Regions from separate parts of the Mus musculus genome. Here region 1 is linked to region 2. The links are chromatin loops, found by intact Hi-C in ENCODE. Cell type or tissue: left cerebral cortex. All regions are shown on one strand. Each heading gives the region's core, and the rest is flanking DNA. Links, peaks and the distances in the headings are about the cores only.

The links. Hi-C counts contacts between places; a loop is a spot of excess contacts. Peaks named below come from ENCODE experiments on the same cell type or tissue, not always from the same donor. Only the 100,000 strongest peaks of a DNase experiment are listed, where the experiment ranks them.
Region 1: it touches region 2 in a loop (4-fold over the local background); 6 of 42 quality-filtered maps call a loop at or near these places.

What each region holds. Positions count from the first base shown.
Region 1 is chr15:59,523,566-59,531,555 of GRCm38, forward strand. All of the region lies in intron 4 of Nsmce2 (NSE2/MMS21 homolog, SMC5-SMC6 complex SUMO ligase), which reads left to right. Among named protein-coding and RNA genes, the nearest start is that of Gm36677, 91 kb to the right of the region's middle. In left cerebral cortex, for the core only: no CTCF peak of the experiment used is centred there; DNase peaks (open chromatin) are centred at 1,712, 2,555, 2,827, 3,342 and 2 more places; H3K27ac peaks cover 706 bases.
Region 2 is chr15:59,410,976-59,418,965 of GRCm38, forward strand. Nsmce2 (NSE2/MMS21 homolog, SMC5-SMC6 complex SUMO ligase) reads left to right here. Exons shown (of 7, transcript NM_026746.3): 3 at 5,050-5,156. Among named protein-coding and RNA genes, the nearest start is that of Nsmce2, 41 kb to the left of the region's middle. In left cerebral cortex, for the core only: no CTCF peak of the experiment used is centred there; DNase peaks (open chromatin) are centred at 4,207 and 4,638.

The DNA.
Region 1 (7,990 bases), core at 1,282-6,281, 110 kb after region 2:
TTGTCATCTTCTTTAAGTGCTTAACTCGCATGTGCTTACTAAGACATCTCTGCAGACTGTAAATTAAAAGAATAGCCAGCCACCGAGAGTTCCAAGACCAAGAGTTCCAAGACAAAAAATCCGCAAAAATTCTTTGAAAAATTTTTGGCTAGAAAATTATTTTAATTGACTTTTTAGTACAACTTTTGATGTTAAATATAATGTCAGTGGCAGAGAATCTAAAATAATAAGCATACTTGGGATCTTTAAAAATCCATTGTCAGTGTCCACCATGTGCAGATTTTAGTTGATTATAGTGAAATGACTGGCGGGGAGAAAGAAAGGTGTTCTAGTAAGTACTCATAAGGAATTCCAGAAGCTTCTGGGAGCTAGGACCACTGGTTCTGGAGGCACTGCACCATCTTTGGGTTCTCCAGTGGCATGGAGGGCTGCTTCTGAGCAGGCCTGGCCCTCCTCTCAGGTTTGCTTCTCAGCTTTCCCTGGTTCCTTTGGAGGAGAGGAAGTGTGTGTGTGTGTGTGGGGGGGGGGGGGGGTCTGGAGAAGCCTGAGGGCAGAACCCATGGGTTGCTGAAGTGAGCGAGCCCTGTGGTTGCCATGCCAAGGCCTGGCTGGTGCTGGCTCAAGCTCCGTGTTTGCTTTGTGGGAGCATGCCGGAACTGACCTTTCACTTGCCCTTCACGCTCTGGGTGACTCAAACGCTGAGCCATTGTTTTAGGAACTGATTATGCTTTGACAGTATGGCAGAGGTATTTCCTCAGTGCTGGGCCGAGGCTGGGAGGTGGGTAGATTTTGGTATGATTTTGCTTCAATTGGGAGGACCGCTTTTCTCTTTCTTTGGGTATTGTTTTGCTTTTTCCATCTGTAATACACATGCCAGTCCCAGATGCTGAAATTCACCTGAACCTGTCCAAAAATTGCCAAGAGATCTTGTAGCTTTCACTGGCAGCTTGTAGCCTTAGTGTGGCATTTCTGTTAAAGGCTCACTCTATCCTTGCCATCATATGGAGGCCAAGAGTCAAAACAGACAAATGTGGAAATGTAAGCCATATAAAGCTCTGTGCTTGTAAATCTTCATAGTAGAGCAACTATAACAGTGTGAAGGGAGGCTTTTATTACGTAGATTCATGGAATCTGCCCTCTCTGAAAGTTTGGAGTTGCCGGTTAAATACGTATGTATTTTTCAAAGGAAATCATCAAAAAGGACATTCCGCTCTTATTACAAAGTTATTTTAGGGGTAAATATTTTGATAGATGTGGTTCGGTGCACCTGGGAGCTGAGCCGTAGCTTGAGGCGGTTAGAACAGATGGAGCTCTGAGATAGTTCAAGGCTTGGGTTTTCCCCTGTGCAAGCACATGGCTGGTGGGCCGCAGGAACCTTAACTTTCTCCATGCTGATGTTAGAAAAGTAGCTTTCTTATGGAAAGGTCTCATTACTGAAGCGTTCGGGGACCATCGTAGGTCTTCTCTGAAATAAATGTATAGTGAGGTCTGTTGTGTACACACATTTTATTAAGAGAGAGAATGCAGTCTCTGGCCAGGAGTAAGTCATGTCAGGACTGCCTACATTTGCATCAAATGCAAAGGTCTGGGATTTGGGCGCTGACTGACTGACAGGAACAGCAGAAGCTTAGCAAGACAGAAAGACTGCTGTGAGCTTCCTTCTTTTTTGAAGTTGAGTTGAATCACTAGTCAGATTGAAATCCTAGCATATAATTTTTAAAAATAGTCTAGTGTGTCATCCAACCTTGTCAGGAAATCAGTGTACACGAGCACAGCTCTGGCTGCTTCCCGTGCTCACCTGCCATTTCAGTAGAGAGCTTGCTTGGCTAGGGACATTCTACAATTCTAACACTTCTCCCTCTTTGACTAAAGTGATCTTTTGTCAGCCATGAAAGTATTTGTCCTTGTGAAAGTCACCTCGTAGGAGCCGGGTGGTTTGGTAACCTGAGTCCAGTCATGGGGCCCCGTTCATAAGTTAGTGATCTTGGAACAGGGACCATGTTTGTTGGTGTGATTTGTCTCTGTTTTGGTTTGGTTTTGTTGAGAAAGTCTCACTGTGTAGCCCAGGCTGGCCTGGAAATCAAGCCAATCCTGGCTCGGTCCCCTAAGTGATGAGTTTTACAGGTATGAGCTACCACACCCAGTCGTTTGTCACTTCTTATTTCCTATCTCAGAATAAGTTCCCCAAGGGCAGAAACCACCTTTCTGTTCTCATCGAGTAGTTGTTGATGATTTGTTGACGGACACATAGCTGAGAACTGTTTGTGTAACCCCCCCCCCCCCGCCCCCAGCTCTGAGTTAACACATGGTGATGGTGATTTTTCAGCACTTCCTTATTAGTAGCACAGGCAGGAACATGGATATTGCAAGCTCGCCAAGCGCTAACCCTTCCCACCCTTGGTAAGAGTTCCTGATAAACCTTTGGCTTCTGAGGAGAGAGAACTAAGCCCCAGTACCTCCTCAGCAACCGCCTTTCTAGATGCGGGAAGTGGATCTGGACTGTCAGAGCTGTTCTAGTGTCATGGAGGTGTCCTGTGTTTGCAGCAGCTGCTAGCCCTATTGTGCTCTTTCACTGAACGCTCTATTAGCCTTTGTGCCATCTGCTTATTTGAGACAATACAGCTGGGTTGACTGCAGCCATTCCAACAATCAGGATTTTCTTTTTAACAATGTGAACATTGCATACTGCCTCTCATTGTACACAGTATTAAGACAAAAAATACCATTTAGAAATGGTTGTGCTAAGCTCATTTTAAAATAAAAAGGTTCTATTTAAAGTTCAGCTGGTTATAGTATAAACCGGTTCTGATGACTCATTCTAGCGATACTTTTACCCCCCACCTGTGCTTTTAGTAGTTGTTTGGGGCCCAGACAGGAAAAACCCTTACATTATGTAGATTACTTATTTCAGGCACTTGATTTAGTAGCAACTTGTTGACTAATTGAGGAAACACTTTTAGTTAGAAATAATTAGAAACACTAGAACATCCAATTTGGTGAAGGGCATTGCATTATAGGTGTAGTTCATTTGTGACTGTATGTATAAATTTAATAATTTTTCAAGTGCGTGCTTGCCTCCAGCCCCTGCCTGACACAGTTATAATCTTCCTCACAGTAGCTCAGCTGCAGGCAGGAGACCATCGTCATTTCCCAGGAAGAAGCTTGCTGGTATCTCCAGAATAGGTCAGCGAATGCAGTCTCAGCTGTTCTCCCTGCCTACAATCTTTGTGACAATCATAAACAAATTAAATGGCCTTAAAGGACTCAGAACTTTTGACCAGCAACCTGCTTTCTTCCTTAAAGTCTGTGGGTATGATCTAGTTAGCGAGTTTCCCTCACGGTGCAGAGAGGGCAGCATAGCATAGCAGGATGGGTCATCCACCCTAGAGCCATGAACAGGACTTGCAGTGGAGTTGTTCACATTCAGGGATAAGTCTTCCCTTCTAAGTTGAACCTTTCTGGAAATGCCCTCATAGATACACTCAAAGGCGTGTTTCCATGGTGATTCTAAATCAAGTGAAGTTTACAGTGAAGATTAACCATCACAGTCACTAAAAATGAGTGAATACCACTCACTGCACGACCCAGCGAGACTGGCAGAGTAGTGAGGGGAGAACAGGAGTCTCCATGGACTCTGGCGCACTTCCAGGTCATCCTCTGAGGGGCTCAGCACACTCTGCACTACAGAGTCCAGGACACAGAGTACACGAGCAGTCTGCTGCCTTTGTAGGCACTGTGCTGAAGAACAGATGCCCTGCCTGCCCTGGCTACTGCTCTCAATGATAGTTTTTCTAGAGAAAATGAAAATTGGTATTTTGCTTTTTAAATATTCACTACTGATTACATTTTTCAAAGCACTGAACAAAGCCTATTTACAAATTACAGGTTATATATGATTGGTAGGTCTTATATGGTATGCTAATTGCTCCGATTTAAGAGTTGATATTTAGCTTTTCAAATTGTTGATTTTGTGTTTTAATTTTAAGAGAGGTATAACCCAAAGAAAGTCAATACTCTCTGCTGATGAAGACTTGATCGTTTCCAGAGACAGTTTCAGTACACCAGCTGTGTGACACCCAGCGCTTAGGCAGTAAGAGTACTAACCAGCTCATGTCTTCAAAGTATCTGCCACTGTGCAGAAGCAGGACGCCACAGCATCACAGACCTGTACTGCAACCTTGAGTGTAGCAGTGTGGAGCCTCTTGGGTAGCCCTGGCTTCTTGCAAGTAATTTTGCCTGAGTCATGGATGGAAACGGCGAGATTTGGATGAGCGCAGCTGTGCTTGTCGGAGGTCAGTCTAGCAGAGCTGTTGAAAGAGCAAGCAGAAAGCCTGTGCCGGCGTAAACCTTGGCATGCTTTGTGACAGCAGTGGTATCACCACCATATTCCTTGGCCTCTCTGTGGTCTTGCTTTCTGCTTCTCTGAGTAACAGTCATACAGGTTAAGTAGTCCTTATCCAAAGGCCTCAGACACACAGTGTTGGAGGAGTCTTCAGATATCACCATTTTTGCATGTATATAATATGATAAATTAGGGACAGGACCCAAGTTTCAACTTAAAATGTATTAACATTGTTTTCAATAATTAGCCTATACATGTGGGTTAAAGATAATTTTATGCAATATTCTAATAATTTGTGTATGAAACAGTTTCGTGGTATGTGATATTCCACCCTTGGTAATAATATCTGCATCCTAGCGTTTCAGTGATTACATCAAATATTCAGGACCTCACGCGTGGCAAATGCATTGCAGTTATTAACTACTGCCCCTGCTACTGTTTGTAATTACAAAAGGCCTGAGGCCAACCACGGCTGTGCCTGTTAGTAATTGTGCCCTCTAGATTCTGCTTGGTGATCTCTGTAAAGATCAATATGGGCAAGAAAACCCAAAGGTAAAATGTAATTACATGTGAATGCACATAAAGGTTTCACAAATGCAAAGTATTGTTTGGTGTGAAACCTTGTTTCAAAAGTGAAGACATGGGGTAGAACCTTTCCATGTTTGCCCAGCACTGCTCAGACCCCATGAGAAGTCATTCGTGTGTGTTCAGGAATTTCAGCTGTCTCTGTCGCTTCTGACATTCGAGACATGTTATGCAATTTGCTTTCAGTGTCTTTAGACCTCCTGAAAGAAACATTATAGGGCATGAAAGAATTTGCATAGTGTCTGCACAGTCCCCCATCAGTGTTGGTGGGATTTCAGTCTCTGGAAAGGGCCTTGTTGAATTATTCCATTCCATGATAATATTAGAACAATAGCCAAGACTGTGATATATAGTCCCAGGAGCAGTTGATTTTTATTTGGGGGTGGGTGGGGGATACAACCAAATGAAAATAGATTGGTCAAAACACTGAAAACCCCATTTCCCTAACATCCTTATTTTTATAGCTAATGTGCCAATTGACTCATAGATAACACCTGTGTCGTTTATTTTTAAAAACCTTACTGAAATCTACATCTTAGTGAAACTCTAGGAAAAAAATCACAACAGCTGTCCAGGCATCTGTTTGAATGATGCAGTGTGAAAAGAGTTCTAAATATAATTAGAACGTAAGACAAATAAACTTGCAGAGCAGTACTCAAGTATCAATTGAACTAGATCAGAAAGAACATGCCATTCAAATAACCTAAATCTAGAGTATTTATGGTTTGCTCTGGAAAGCAACAGATGTTTGCCTTGAGTGGTCTTTATTAGCAGACTCAAAACACAACTAGTCCATTGCCACTTTCTGGGTGCAGAGAGCTAGTATACCAGGATGGGGGGCGGGGGTAGGAATGAATGGTGTCAGGCTGACAGTGTAGCTCACTTGGTAGAGTGCTCCCATACATGTGTAATGTCCCCAGCACGGCATAGAACAGACATGGTAGTGCACCACCTATACTCCCAGGACTTGGGAGGTGGAAGCAGAAGACTCAAGGTTCTCCTCTGCTGCAGAAGGACTCTGAGGCCAACCTGGGCTGCAGGAGACCTTGTCTCCACAAAACTGAAGTGTTAATGACCCGGCACAGCGGGCTTTTGCAGGACGTCTTCATCACACCAGTATTCCCAGGATGCCCTGTTTCGATTTGACATTCCAGGCACCCCAGTTAGCACCTCTCACCATCTATCTTAGTCTGTTTTGTGTTTCTGTAGCAGAACTCTGTGACTGGGTAATTGATAAAGCAATTTATTTCTCACCATTGTGGCTACTGGGGAACCTAGTGTCACGGTGCTAGAAACTGGCAAGGGACATTACATCGTGCCATCTAAAGGTGGGATTCAGAAGAGCTTTGCTGTTGTGTTGCGGCTGCTACTGTTGGCTGGTTGGATTGTTTTTGTTTGTTTGTTTGGTTGGTTTTTGTTGTTCTTGGTTTTTTGTTTTTGTTTTTTTGGGGTGGTGCTACTGGATATCAAATCCATGTTCTTAATGAATGTCAGGCAAGCTTTCTACCACTACACTATACCCTCAGCCTGCTGAACTCACAGTCTACTCTCAAGAGTGCCGATCCACTCATGGGGAAAGGGCCCTCCTGGTTTAGAAAATTGTTGAACGTCCCATCTGTTGACACTGTTACCGTTACATTGCATTGTGTTTCTAACACATGAGCTTTGGGGACTGAGGCAACATCTGTCCTTCCTTCCTGTCCTTCTCAGTAGCTCCTAAGTGTCCATACTTGGCTGAGACTGGTTTCATATTCTGAGAATTCAAAGAAGAGGGTAGACAGTGTCTCCTTTCTTTTAAAGGCTAAGTAACATGATGCACATTTTATTTCAGGTACTATTCGGCCTTTAAAGCTTTTAGCATTGTCTGGCATACAGTGGGTATCAATTAATGACCCCAGTGTATGACAACATACACGTTTCAATAACTGTAGTTTATGGAGCGCTTGTAATATTCTAGAAAATCTTTGTACATATATGCATGCAAATTTGTGTTTAATCATTGTTATCCTATGAGTATAGGTTATTGTCCCAGCTAGTCCCAATTCATAGATGAGCTGCCTGAAGTTGGATGGTGATCTGGAGTTGTCCAAGGTTACACGTATGCCAGGTGTGTCTTAAGTACAACTTTAGTCCTTTACCATTGGAATGTTCCTCAGAGTCTCTTCCCACAGTCCCCATTTCCCATTGTCCAACAACTTCCTCCAAGGACAGTGCTTGCTTGCAGCATGTGTTTCCTGCTGTTCAGTGCCTGGGAAAACTAATTTCACTGACTCCACTGTGAATATGCAACTTTGTAGCTTTTTCTCAGGGCTACAAAACTTTGAGAAAACAAGAGGAAGTTACCAGTCACGCTGAAAGTTGTCATGCTAATAGGTTAATGATCATACTAATGATTAGTAATAGTAGGAGGGAAGTGAGGGAGGAGGTAGGGTATGAGTCTATAATATCTGCCCAGTTTGTTTCAGGGTGTTCAGATTCTTTCACATCTCTGAACGGCCCACGCCTCACTAAGTCTCCCTCCATTTGGTAGGTGAAGCAACTGAGACCTAGAGCAGTTGGCAGAAGACATTGCTCAAAGCCAAGAATCTATTTCCAGCAAAGCTGAGATTCAGATGCAGTCTAGTTCCTTTTTATCCTAAGAAAAACCTGCCTGTCTGGTGGTTATCTATCCCAGAACCTCAGGGGTCGAGTGACCTTCCTCTAATCCCACCACACATGCCCTTCATCTGTAGGATTTTACCAGTCATGTCAGAAACCTTGGAATTAATACCATACAGAGTTTGCATCTCTGGTTTTGCTGTGAATCCCATGGCACACACTGCCATGTACCTGTTGCCTCTGACTTCCACAGAGAGTGAGAGGTCTTGGCACGTATGTCTTTGTACAGCTCTCCCAGCAAGAGGCCGTCGTTCAGTAGATGCCCTAACTAGGAAAGCCTGCTTCCCCAGGACCTTTCCTCACAGTCCCTCTCACTGAGTCATCAGCTCGCTTCCTTCACTCTCAGCCTACACGTTCACTCAAGTCTCTCCTTCCAAAAGGAAGGGCAACAGAGGCTTTCTGTAT
Region 2 (7,990 bases), core at 1,172-6,171:
TTCTTGTTTTAAAAGGTTTGCATTTTATTTTTATGGGTATGAGTATTTGCCTGCATAAATGAGTGTACACTACATGCATTCCTGGTGCTGATGGAGGCCTACGAGGGTATCAGATCTCCTTGATCAGGCGTTATAGGCTTTCCTGAGTTGTCATATGGGTGGTAGGAATCGAACCTTGGTCCCCTGCAAGAATCACAAGTGTTCTTAACCACTCAGCCACCTCTCCAGCCTTCAGTACTATTCTGATACCCATTATAGAGGTGTGGAAACAGTCTTTCCAAAGACTACACAGTCCACAAGAAAGAAATCAAGCAGACTGCCCCTTCAATTATGTGGTGTGCAGCTTCCCACGTCTGGGTTATTATGTGATGGGAGGGCTGTGGGGAGGCAGATGGCAGGAAGGTGGAAAGTCCTCCAGGATTTCTCCTGGACTTTGGGAAGAAACCAGCTGCTGACTGGTTATATCATACACCTGATACTGCACACTTACTTCTAGTGGGAGGCAGTTATAACATGGGCATTCAGTTTTAATTTTACCACACTAATATCTGTGTGGAGGAATAATTACAACTTTGAAGTTCAGTGTAGTGAGAAGTAACCAAGTTTCTATTAAACATTGCTCAAGCACTGAGTAAGTCATTAAATTCAACTCCTGATGAGTGTAGATTGCTTAATATCTGTCTGTCAGGAGACACACAGATAGACAGATAGATGTCACTAGATGTAGGTAATTGGATCTGAGTTTACAGAGAATTCAGGTTTTGGTTTGATTTTGACACAGAAGTTGAGAATATTGTTTATACTGTCATCTGTTTGTATTTCTCAAAAAAAAAGGTAAATGTCTTTTACAGAAAATATGGAAGAATCAAGTTCTCATATAAAGAGATCTGGAAATAACTTATTCCCAGTCTTTAGAAAATAAACTTTTCTGGCTGTGTGTGCCATTTAGTCTAAGGAATTTAAACTAAAGTCAGGCAACCCTTGCCACCATCCTTCTTCTTCGCCAAAATGGTCTGTGTATTTAATGACATTTCGTGTTTATCAGATTCTTCTAAGTGTGTGAGTCATGTTGACTCACAGTCAGCAATCCTTAGCAACACTAAATGTCTGCTTTGTCTTAGCTTGGTAAGTCACTAATAAAATACATGCTGCTGAATTTAATCAACTCCATGTAATTGGTTGTTTCTGTTCAGACATGCTTGTGTGTGGCTTTGTAGAATAGAAAAATTAACCTGATCCCACAGTTTTCTTGTTGTTTGTTTAGAACAAAACTTTAGAAAGCAGCTTGACCCTGGACAAAGCCGTGCAGCTGATTAGATATGCAGGTGGGAAGAATAAGTAGGTGACATTTGTCTTGAGGGTGTGTCTCTCTAGTGTGTGTGTGCACACATGTCCTACTTGTAAAAGTAAAGAGATTTTATGGGTTGATAAGAGCTGGAATACTAGGTCCTCTTCTGGACAGTAGAGAGATGTTAGAGAGGGGACCTTATATCTGAGATCATAGGGAGCTTTCAACAAGGGCACCTCAGAAATCCATGTGAGGTGTAGTGAAGTTCAAGGTCTTTGTATGTGGTTTGCTTGGAGAGACAAGGAGGGCAAAGCCTACATTTTGATGTTTTAGTGAAGGCTGGGCTAGTAAAGGCCTAGAGACTGTGAGTGACTTTCAGCTCTATTTCCCAACCCCCAGAGCTGGACCTCAGGGAAGTTTATTCCATGGGCTGCAGGCACAGCACCCCTGTGGTTAGGGAAGGCCCTGTTTAGAATAAGTAGGTCCAGAAGTGTACCTCTTACCCCCCCTCCCTCACTGACCTGGTTGCCGGTCTGGAATGGCAGTTGGGTTGCTCTGTTGATCATGACCAGGTGGACAAGGATATGCCATGATAAGAACTGCTTCCCCCACCTGCTTCTGCTTTTCAACCAGTGGCTTAGAAAATACTGAACAAACAGGCATGAGTCAACCCTGGATAGTACTGCATCTGAATGGGGAAAATAAATATCTCATGCTCCCATACTGCGCTACATAAAGACAGCATATTGCCATGCTTGTCACCTAGTTCTTAGCCACAAGTTGGAAGTTATTCCTCCTTAAGAGTCCATGTCCATAAAAGCAGCTTACTTGCCTCCTGCCCTCCTTTCTCAGACCAGTCTCTACTTTTGCCACGCTCTTCTACACCGGGACAACTGGCATCAGTGGCTATGGTTTCGCCTTCAACATTCATATTTGTTCCCGCCTCAGCCCATTATCTTCCTCTCATTAAAGCCTATAAATTTTGTTTGAAGTTGGGTTTGATTCTAGCACTAAGTCACCCATTTCTGCTTAATATACCTTCAATGCTCTTTCAGTGCTTCAAAGCAGGGAATAGTAAGAGTTATTGCTGTTGGTGCATTTTAGCATTGAGTAACAGATGACGTGTCTAATGAATAGCGTGGCTGCTGAGATTGCATAATTATAGGTTTGTCTGCCTTTAGGAAAACCATAAGCAGGCCAGCTTCATCCAGTTAGAGACTTCTCCAATTATGTAAGCATGAGAGTATTTCATTCTAAAATGAAGCCTTCTTCCAGTGATTCTGTTATTCTTTGTCTTGGGGTGGGGGTTGTTTTGTTTTATTTTGTTTTTTTGGGAGTTTGCCCCTGAGTAGGAAAAACAAAAACAAACAGAAACTGTCCTCAAGGGATGAGTTGTTTTGTGGCTCTTTCTGGACTAAGCCACACTTAATAATGTACATGAGGTCGTGCAGGCTACAGTGGTTCTGCATAGTGTTAGAAATAGGTCTGATTGGCATTGTTGGGTAGGTTTGTAGAACAGCCTAATGCTGGCATGCTTACAGACAGCTAGAATTTTATAGTGCAAAGCAGGGATTATCTGTGCCCTCTGGACTTGGTTTGCTGGGGTGGAGGTAGGGGGACATATTTCAGCTAGTTGTACTAACTTTAACTTCTTGGAACAATTTCTTAATTAATGTGCCAGGTGACAGGTTTCCCAGAGGCCTTGAGTTGCTCCCGTGGGTCTTCTCCATGTGTGCATTGGCTTGGAAATCAATATTCATTAAGTTCATGTAGATTCATTCAGTTACTGAGAGAAAGGGTTGGATCTAATACATTTGTAGGATGACATATTGAAGGAATTTCAATATTCCCACTTCTCTCAGACCTTGTTTACCTGGGGGAGAGCAATTAGATATATGTAATAAAAGTTATTTCTGATCATGAGTGCTGCTTAGGTTTTTTTGTAGGACTCTTGTTCCCCACCATTTCTCTATAGTTCTCTTTGTGACCTGACAGGAAGTTTGTAGTAGTTTCTGTCTGTGTGCTTGGTTGCTAGTGTTTAGACTCGTGTACCCTTGATTTTTCAGCATCTGGACTTGGCTGATGTTCTCCTAGCATTCAGTCGGTGACGTGACTGTTGTCATAGCACTTTAAACTACATGTGAGGATGGGAAAAGATGCTTTCTCTGTGTTAAAACTTAGTGTATGTCTAACCTGGGGGAAGCATTTATTTTCTTACTCATTTCTTCTATTTGAGAAATTTAGACAGAGCCTTTCAGAGTAGGTCCCCTAAGCCTCCAAGTCAAATTCCCAGTAGCCTACTTAGAAGTATAGTTCTAAGGGTCTAAACTGGAAGCTCAGCTGACGCTCACAGATTGCCTTAAATCCTTGTGAAGGAGTTGGAGTCTTGATCATAATCTGTTTTGTCCAACAGAGTAGCATCTTTGTTTTGCCATTAGAAAGTCAGAGTTTGGAAGTTTCATTCTTCTGCTTGGTACCATTGTTGCTTAGAACACGGTAGTTGAGCTTTCTTCTGTATATAAAGCAGTAAAATCTTCCCATCTCTGGTTGGTCTGTGGTATGAGCCTGTAATACCAGCTATGTTGGAAGCCAAGGCAAGAAGAGCCCGAGTTCAAGACCCATTTGAACTACATAGTGAATTCAAGACCAGTCAGGGAAATTTAAGGGGGCTGGGGATGTAGCTCAGTGATAAAATTCTTGCCTAGTATGTGTAAAGCCCTGGATTTAATCCCTAGTATTGAAAAAACAAAGTAACCAACCACCGGTCTCACTTAGCCAGATATGGTGCTGTAAGTTGTACCATAAATACAATCTGCTGTGCATGGTGCTGGTGCCTAATGAAGCATGCACTACCGTTGCTGCTGTTGGTATCACGGTGCGTGTATGTTCTGTTTCCTCATGGCCATTACTTCCTGTTCTTTGTCATCTACACCAACCTCTCTAATGCTGGTCCTGAGGGGAGGGTTTTAGCATCTTTATGTGACTCTGCCTCCTACCCTACCCAGCATTGGTAGCTCTTTTTTTTTTTTTTTTTTTTCTGATGAAAAAAAAAAAAACACAGTGAAAATAGAGTAGACAAATGAGTATATACCATATGCTTTCTTGATTTTAATTCACCAGAATATCATGTAGGACACTCCCAGATTAGAAAATAATGATCCTAGGAAACATTAATTCTGCAACTCGTTGTTGGCTCTCAGAGCACTAACACACCGTTCTTGTCCACGAAGCAGTGAGAAAGACGGGGTAAGAAAGGCATGAGTATTTATGGTGCCAAAATACGAAATGAAGGTGCTAAGATAAATTAAGCAAATCGTTTCTTCTAGGTTGGTATACTTTCCGAACAGATGGGATTTGAGCTCAGTTCTTGAAGGATGTTCAGATTTAGTCTGGTAAATCGTAGAGAGGGTTTTGTGAAACTGTGTGTGTGTGTGTGTGTGTGTGTGTGTGTGTGTGTGTGTGTGTGTCAGATGCCACGGCCTAGGAAAGCCATTGGAATTTGTCTCATTCTCGAAGAACAGCGGTGAGGAAAGAAGAGCAGGATGTCACATGAAAGAGGCAAATGCCCAGAAATTGCTCTCAGACGCCTGGAAAGCTCTGGGAAGGGAGGGACAGACAAATAGACAAAGTTGATGTTGAAGGGCTTTTGAAGAAAAGTACAGTACTTTACAAGTTAGCCTTTGGATGATAGTGTTTGAACTTTTTCCAGATGTGGCATCTGAAGTAGAAGACAATAATGGTGGTTTCTTTTTCTCTTTCAGCTGAAGTGAGTAGTGAGTACAGTATGGACAAGGCCATGGTTGAGTTTGCTAAAATGGATCGAGAACTAAGCCATTATGTTAAGGCTGTGCAGTCTACAATCAATCATGTAAGTTTACTCCACTTCCCTTCCAGTGCGCTCACAGCTCAGTCATCTAGAAATGGAAGCACAGTCTAAATTCTTTTCTACCCTTAATGTCTCCTTGTCCTTACTGAAGCAGATGTTGATCAGCACTCTCATGGAGCAAAGAATCTGAGGTATTTTCCCAGCTAGGCACCTAGGCTAATTAGCATATGAAAAGACTTTTAGATTGGCTTGCATTTTTATGTGAAGAGTTTTAGTTTAAGCTCCCTCAAATGAGGAGATTTTCATTAAACTGTTAAGAGTGTGTACAGTGTGTTTCTGTTGTCATTTGACTAAGCAGATAACTCAGACCAGGTTTACTTACTCATTCTCTAGCTTTAACTAATATGCATCTCTTGCAAAATTTTTAGAATCAGATAATTTGGAAGCATTTATAGTAACTTTAAAAATAAAGTTGGCATTTCAGTTGTTTCAGAAGGCAGACTTACCTCTGTTGACTCCAGCTGTCACAGGAACAACACATAAGGCAGTTAAGGTGGGAAGGCAGCAACATCCTCTTTAGTAGTGCCATGTTGAGTAAGAAGTGAGCAATAAGATTGCAGTAATGGTTCTGAGAAACCCTTTGTCTCTGGAAACTCCCTGCCGAAGTGACTTTGGATACCTGTGGAACAGGGTGCCTTGCACTTCTGGTTTCTTTATTTGTTTTTTATTCTTATGGCTGTGGGAAAATTCCAAAATGCCACTATTCAGATGAAGATAAAATTTTATGTTGTCTAATACTTAAGCCACTACTATGAGCATTAAATATAGATATTTTTCCTGCTTTTCAATGCCTAGTCTTTTGTGTAATGTAACTGTAATTAAGAATAGTTGTTTATAGCTAAATAATAAACTCACTCAAATTATAAAATTCCAGTGGTTTTTGGCTATTGTGACTTATGGTTCTAGTTTTTTGAATAATTTTTGATGTGAAAATACAATTTGGCCGGGAGTGGTGGCACACACCTTTGTTCTCAGCACTTGGGAGGCAGAAGCAGGCTGATTTCTGAGTTTGAGGCCAGCTTGGTCTACAGAGTGAGTTCCAGGAACAGCCAGAGATACACAGAGAAACCCTGTCTCGAAACAAAACAAAACAAAACAAAACAACAACAACAACAACAAAAAGGAAAATACATTTTGGTGGCATCAAATTTGAAAATGGGTAATAAAGTAGTAGGCCCCCAGTTGCCCTCACACTTTTGAGTTTCTTCTGATCTTTGGCCAACACTTTACTGCATGCAGAGTGGATGGATTTAGAGATTCTGATGCTTGTTACAGTGTTCCTGGGCTTTCATGAAAGAGAAAACTGTCTTTCTCTTTTGAGGTACCAAATTACACTGTGATTGCAAGTGTCACGCAAGACCACAGTAGTCACAACCTGTAAAGGCTTTTGAGACATGCAGTCGGGAACTCAGAGGGCAGGACTGAAATTTGAGGGGAAAGTTTTGACATGACTTTCTGGACTTGAAGATATGGCATTACTGCATTGTTGCTTGTGCTGAGGTATAAAGAATGAGTAGCAGTTGGGGAGGGACCGAGGCTGCCAGCGCTGTAGAAATTGCAGCAGTCTGGGGTTGGAAATGGCATAGTTCTCCCACTTCCTCAGGTACCATCCTTGGTCACAAAAAGTTACTCTTGGAACCTTATGTTCTTGGTTTCATCATAAAGGCATTGATCTGCCAGTTTCACCACTGTTAAGTGAACCAGATTAGATAACCTGTATCAAAACAGTTGGGCATCCATAGCTCTTGACGGAGCTGTCAAATACTGTGTTGTTGCAAACCCAGATTCCTAAACAGAACTTGGAAAGATGGGACACACACTTTCTAGAACACCAGTACGTTGTTCTGTTTACTGCAGTTTGGGATACTTTCCATGACCTTGGCTTACTCTAAAATTTATGTCATGCAGGATTAGCTTTAAGCTCATTGAGGTAATATGTAAAGTGTTCATGATCTAAAATGGAGTTGTAAGTCAGGTTGGATGATGGGAAACTCTGGGTTCTGTCATAGACTTCTGAAGACATAGTACTCTCACTTAGGAGCTTGTGCCAAATGCTACCATGACCTTTCTGATTATGAACTTTTATATAATAAGGCACAGATAGTTTTTTTAAAAAGATGTTACTTCAGTCATTGAAGTACTTATCATTTGAACAGACAGCTCTCTTTTCTACTCCCCTCTTAGAATTTGAAGTTCATGTTTGGGAGGTTTACTCTGCGTTTAGATACCTGGATTAGTTTACCAGTAATTCCTTGGGAAGTCCCTTTAACAGTTCACAGAAGCTCTTAGATTGCCACCCATTGTCTTGTGAGAAGTTGGTACTACTGTCTCCCATAGGTCTGAAAGTTTAATTAGGAGTCAGTATTCATTACCTAACGGGAAAAAGGATCCTGGTTTTAGCAAGTTTGCTTGTAGGTGGAATATTAATATAGTGTGTGCTACAAAATGACCAATTCCCAAAACATTTCTGAAGACTTTCAGAATGCGTGAGTTTAATGCCTGTGAGCTATTTGGATGGAGACTTTTCAGTCATGAGAGCACACGTGTTATAAAAGTGTTGTGGAAGGAATGAGGGTACACTGATAATGATACCTGTCATCATCACTGTTTACTGCCTTTGAAAAACCTGTTTTCATCTTCTGTGGAGAGATTTAAATGGCTCTGCCTGCCGTACCTTCCCTTGCTTTCTGAGAACTCCATTAGATGGCTTTCCCTCCACATGTCTGTTGATTTTTTTTTTTTTTTTTAATGTATAACATACCTATGTGCCAGGCCTTTGTCTTTCTAGGGCATAAAAAGTCAGTGAGCAAGACCTA